2 separate regions of the Homo sapiens genome follow, and region 2 is linked to region 1. Evidence: chromatin loops called from intact Hi-C (ENCODE). Cell type or tissue: OCI-LY7. All regions are shown on one strand. Each heading gives the region's core, and the rest is flanking DNA. Links, peaks and the distances in the headings are about the cores only.

What was found. A loop is a pair of places that touch in the nucleus more often than their neighbours do. Peaks named below come from ENCODE experiments on the same cell type or tissue, not always from the same donor. Only the 100,000 strongest peaks of a DNase experiment are listed, where the experiment ranks them.
Region 2: it touches region 1 in a loop (2.1-fold over the local background); 1 of 110 quality-filtered maps calls a loop at or near these places.

The regions. Positions count from the first base shown.
Region 1 is chr3:18,126,183-18,129,108 of GRCh38, forward strand. All of the region lies in intron 4 of BALR6 (B-cell acute lymphoblastic leukemia associated long RNA 6), which reads left to right. Among named protein-coding and RNA genes, the nearest start is that of BALR6, 170 kb to the left of the region's middle. RefSeq lists an enhancer at 1,688-2,563. In OCI-LY7, for the core only: CTCF peaks have their summits at 1,193 and 1,400; DNase peaks (open chromatin) are centred at 1,189 and 1,519; H3K4me3 peaks cover 1,707 bases; H3K27ac peaks cover 2,389 bases.
Region 2 is chr3:18,756,442-18,759,367 of GRCh38, forward strand. No RefSeq gene overlaps it. Among named protein-coding and RNA genes, the nearest start is that of SATB1-AS1, 310 kb to the left of the region's middle. In OCI-LY7, for the core only: CTCF peaks have their summits at 1,870 (motif pointing left) and 2,076; a DNase peak (open chromatin) is centred at 1,840.

The sequences.
Region 1 (2,926 bases), core at 140-2,639:
GTTTTCTTTCCTCCCCTTCTTCTCCCTCTTTCCCTCCCTCCTTCCCTCCCTTCATTCCTTCCTTCCTCCCCTCCTTCCTTCCTTGTTTCCTTTTTCCCCTCTTGCCACTTAAATAGAATTTTCCCAGAGAAAAAAAGCAGAATAGCTTTCATAGATTTCCTGTATTTCCTTTGGCACTTGGAGTTATGGGAGAGAGGGTGATTGATATTACCGAGGGTTGGAGCTCAGCTTCCCCCTCTGTTTACTGCTGTTCCTTCTCGCACCTTAAACTACCTCCTATGTATTTTAGACAGGTCAAGTCATTAACAAACATTAGTAGAATTCTGGATAGAAGTAATTGTATTTAACTTGTAAAATTTATACCTTTGTATGTTGTATGTCTGTGGGTCTGAGCAATCACACACATCTTTAAAAAGAGAGAGAGCTAGAGAGAAATAAAATCATCACACCATAATGGGAAACAAAATTTCTGAGCAGAATGGACTGTCAGATCAAACTCCTCCTAAAGCAAACAATAATTGCCTTAATTTTTGTGGATAGTACAGTTGGCTAAAATAAGCTAACCAGATTTGTGAACTGAACATCATCGAAGATTTTTGTGATGCAGGCAGCAGGGTTGTTGAAGTATTGCCAGTGAGTAGAAGTGGTTTTGTGGCCACTGGGCCCCTTGCCCACCTTTCTGGGGCCTAATGGTGCAGATGTGAGGCATGAAGGAGTCCGGGCCATTGGAACGGCAACAGGGTGGAGGGGAAACAGACCAGGAGAGCTGGAGCATCTCACTGCCCAGATTGTTTGCAGCAGACAGCAAGAAAGTCCATTAAAAAGATGGTACTGGCCTGATATATCTGGGGCATCTAGTTGCCTTAGGCTAAAAGTACTCTCAACGTATTTTACTGCTTCTCCAAAGCAAACAATTGTTTAATTAGTAAAAATAAAAAAGCTACTTAGAGGAGGAAAGATTGAGGGACGTATTTTCGACTTAAGTAATACTGAATTAAAAATGGTCTCTCTCATCCTGTCTGCTGACATTCATTTTTTAGCAGAAAAGTGAAGACACATTGTAGGATGCCCAGAATTGCTGAATCCATCCTTCAGAATTGCATTCACAGTCAGCCTCTTAGAGAAAGCCGTGTTGGAGCTCTAGCTCTTCACCAACGAAGGCAAATGTAGAGCTACAGCAGGACCTACTGGCTGCCTTCTGAAAGGCCTGAAACAGGTAGTGCTTTTCTTAGGCACAACCTGGGGGCTTGTGTGGTGCTGATGCCAGTGGAAGGAGGGCAAGAGGGGTCCTAAGAAAGAGGAATGTAACTGGGAAAAGAAGAGTGAGAACTACTGAGGGATAAATAATTTAGAACCTTTCCAAAGGAAGCAGTAAATAACAACTTCTTAATGTTTTCTATGGAAGAAAAAAGAGCAACACTTAACATCTGTACATATCGGGTTTTTTTTTTTTGAAAGAGAAAGCTTTACAAAGAGTAATCATTGAAATGGAAAAAGCAGAAGTGGTTTGCCTAGTGAACTGGGGAATGGCAGAGGGCTAGGGTCTGTACTCACCAGGGTGTGTGTGTGTGTGTGTGTGTTTGTGTGTGTGTGTGTGTGTGTGTGTGTGAATCTTGATGTGCATTGAAAAATATAATAGAAATTGGTAATGGTTTCCTCCATCTTACTTTCTGACATAGTTCCTGGGGGCTGGGGAGCATATCCCCTCTTCATGAACATCAGGAAAAAAAATAGAGGAAACAAAATATAGGGCAGCAGACTTTGCTTATCAAACAACTAGCTTCCCTCTTTTGAAGTACAAACTGAAGCCCATGAACTTGGGCCAGTACTGGCGTATGGCCTTCCCTTTTAGTATTTTGTGTGTGTGTGTGTGTGTGTGTGTGGCATGCGTGTGTGTCATTTACAAATGCAAAGATAACAGCAAGTTCTTAGTTGGCACCAAATGGGGGACCGTTAAGTATGAGAAATGATGTCGATTTATCATTATATTATGCCTCTGACAGCGAAACACACCTGTACTTTTTATGTAATTTATTGACTGGTTATAGATGCTGTGCGAGAGAGGAAAAAATTAGCGCAGCTTTAATTACTCATGCTGCTGGTTAAAATATTAATGGGGCACAGAGTGTTGCATGCTCATTTCTGTTGATTTTTAATTAGCAGTAATTCATTTTGCACAAAGCATGTTGATGCCTTTGCCGGAGACATTAGCGAAGAAGCTGAATAAAGATGTTTTTGAGAGAGCTACTGTGCATACAGAATAAAGAGTGCCTGCTTCCTGTCTTGTCTGATAAAAGTTGGGCAAAGTGGGAGACAGATGATGAAACCAAACAATACCAAAGAATCACGGTATATAGTTTAAGTCTCAGGCCTGATCCAATTTGGAGTTTTCCTAAAACCTTCATTTTTGCACACTTTTTGCCCCAGAGGCCGTTATGTGGGTTATTTTGTTTGATTCCAGAAGACTGAAACAAAATCTGAAACACAGACTTCCTTTACCCCTTTTTTCAGTGAATGTCATGATGATATTTTGCTTAATGGAGAAAAATAGGCTGGCATGTGGGTTTTGTATGTGATCTCCTTGACAGGGCTGTAGGGGTTGGGTGAGTTGTTGACCCCTGAGGAGGAAGAGGACAGAGCATTTCAGGTAACTTCTTTTACCTGATAGATACAGGGAAGCCATGGATTTTCTATAATGTGGTGGATAGCTTTCCTTCATGTATCACATTCTAAAATTATTGTTGTGTATAAAGAGACTTCTAACCATGAGCCTCATTCTGTGAAGAATATAGTGAGGTCATTTTTGGCATAGGGAAAGTGGGAGACAAAAATTCAGCTGAGGACATAGTAAAACATGTTTTCTGGATTCTGCACACATTCAGAAATTGTTTCCTTGTCATTTTCCCCTCTTCCTCAGCCTCTCGCT
Region 2 (2,926 bases), core at 308-2,807, 630 kb after region 1:
CCTTATTTTTATTGTTTTGTCCCTTTTTCTACAAGCAAACCTGAGACCTATGCAAAGCATATATAAGCATTCTTTATCTTGACTATGACCTCAGAAGTTGCTGACCTCTGCTTTGTTTACTGGAAATAGTATGTCTACTTATTCTACTTCTTCCTAGTCAAGCCTATGCTTTTTCAACCACCTGAAATGCTTGCAAACTGGTAATTAGGTTTTGTGTAAACATTTAAGAGTTTTATTTTCTTTTTAGAAAGGGCTGTTAAGTACGATTTGGTTGGGGATTTTGGCACATCCAATCTTTATTTTTTCAAATGACTTATTAAAAAGCAACAACCCACATATGTTTTATGTAACACAAGTAAGAATTCCGTTACCCAAAGTCATCATCTCTACTCAATGTTCTATAAAATTAGAAGATTAGATAAAATTATTAATCAAAGAAATCAAAATGAGAAAAGCAAAATAGGTGTTCGTTCACGGTTGTTTTGCCTTTGTTTTTATCTAAAGAACCCACAGATCTGCTTGTCAAGAAATTCTTTTGAGGCCTTTCTATAAACCAATTAATCTTTAAAATTAAAGCTTGAAGAAAGAAAAACTATTGTTGGGTGTCAAGATAAATTTGAAGTTGAAATGATCTTTGAATATGCCGTTTAATATTTGAGAAATGTGCTACCTAGTAGTTCATATCTACAACTCTTCTGCTAATAGGTGAAGATAACCTTTCTGAAGGAATGGGATCACAGATTTTTTTATTTCACCTATATTTCCATAGTCTCCTTTATGACACACTTGTCAGCAGGTGTGTCAAGTGTAGAGCCTGAATAAGCATCAAAGTTTGAACAAGCACTTGGACAAAGAGAGCCCTGTCCTCCTGATTCGCTCTGTTGTCTATCCCCACACCCTGGTCCATGATTCTCTACTACCCTTGTCCTATACCTGCCCCTTCAGTTTTATCTCATAAACCCCCCTTTCACACTATCTTCCAGCAACACAAAGGAGAATTACCCAAATACATTATTCATCTTATGCCTTTTCACATCTCTTTCCATTTTTACTGAAATCCTTCCTTTCTTTCTTATTTATTCTTTAAAGCCGTGCTTAAGTATTAGCCTTTTTTATAAGCCTACCTCAATGCCCTACTTCCGGTGAAGTTAATTTCACCTTATCTAAGTTACTTCAACATTTCTTCCACATTTCTTGTGTTGCATGGGTCACACTGTTCAGAAACTGTGTGTTAAATGTTTGTCTATCCAAAGGTCAAGTGCTGGGACCTATCTTTATCCCTACTACCTAACTTTGGGGCTGGCATATAGAAGGGATCCCAGATATCTGTAGAACTGAACTGATGAATAGATAAAAGCAAAATTCTATGATTCCTGGGAGATAAAACACAAAGCTTGGACCTTCTAACCGGTGTGAATTTACCTATCATAGACATTTTAAAATTTCAAAATAGATTGCTGTTAGGTCTGTAAGAATTATTTTTGTAACGTCTATAAAGTTGACTGTTGGGCTAAGATTATTGGAGATAGTGATTAGGAGATAGGGTGAAGTTTAATTCTTTACATGGCTGAACTTCAATCAGGTTCACCAAGAAATTTTAGGCCACATTTATTTATTTCAAAAAAAAGATAAAATCTAGTATCTGTAAAACCACCAAATACGCACAAGTCCCTCCTTTTAATGAGTCACTTGAATGCAAAATCAACTGTAATTCAAGAAACCAAAAACAATAAAAGAAGTGAGCTTTGTCAGACTGGACGAACTTGTTCTACCTGTTACAGACAAAGAAAGGTCTGATGAGGTCCAGGAAACGGAGTTAGTTAGAGCTTAGATTGCAAAGGAGTATTCTGTGTCTCCCCCTACTGGTTGGTGGAATAACTAAATGGAACAACCCCCCAGGAATCTAAATGGCCATGATCTCCTGACAGCTTTGTACCATCTGATCACCTGCCTCTGTGAACTTTCAATAAGGAAGGTTAATCAGGAGTTCACTTCAGGATATTTTCTGTCATCCCCAGTTTTCTAACTCTGGTTAATTAGCATTCTGCATTTCTTAACAATTCTAACTTCACATCCCATTGAAATAAACCATTAAGAAACCTACTCCTCGCACATTTTAATTCCAGGCTATCTCTACATTCTGACTACATCAAACTTGTTTTAAAAAGGTTTTATTTGAAAATAATCCTAAGTGTTACCACAAGGGATACCATTTCCTCTAGTCTTCAAAGGGTTGTGTGAGCCCACCATTAAATATGGGAATACTAAAAACAAATAACAGTAGTTCTTATAAATAGCAACACCAGATACGATAAATCCACAGAAAATTTTGGGAATAAGGAATTACAGAAAATTTATTTGCATTATTCCATTACCTTTATTTGGTGATTATATATCTAACAGATTCAAATTCTAAAATAATTTGAAAAGCTTATTATTGTGCATATTCATGAAAAGAGTTGAGACAAGCCAAGGACCTACAAAAGAAGATATTGTATGATAGATAATTTACAAATCAGAAAATATCCTCATTCTGTGGTAACAGTTAAATCATCCCCAAGGTTTGTCATTATCAGCTATGAAGTGTAGGTTATACAACAAATAATAAGAAAAAATGAGAAGAGCAAATTAAAAATGGGTAGAAGTGAAGATTTTCATATATAAGATCAGATATGGGAACCAACAGTGAAGCATCAAAAAGTCAATGCAGTACTGAGCAAAGAAAAACAACACTAGAAAAGAGAAAAGAAAATAAACCACGACGAAGAGAATGGTTTCTGAAAAGTACAAAGGGCACAAAGGAGCATACATCGCAAAAGTCTTTGTAGGTCTGACTACTTAGAAAGACATAAAAGCTAATGGTTAAAATGTATTCATTATATTTTGTTTACTACATTAGGGAACAATGTTATACCTTATATGGAGA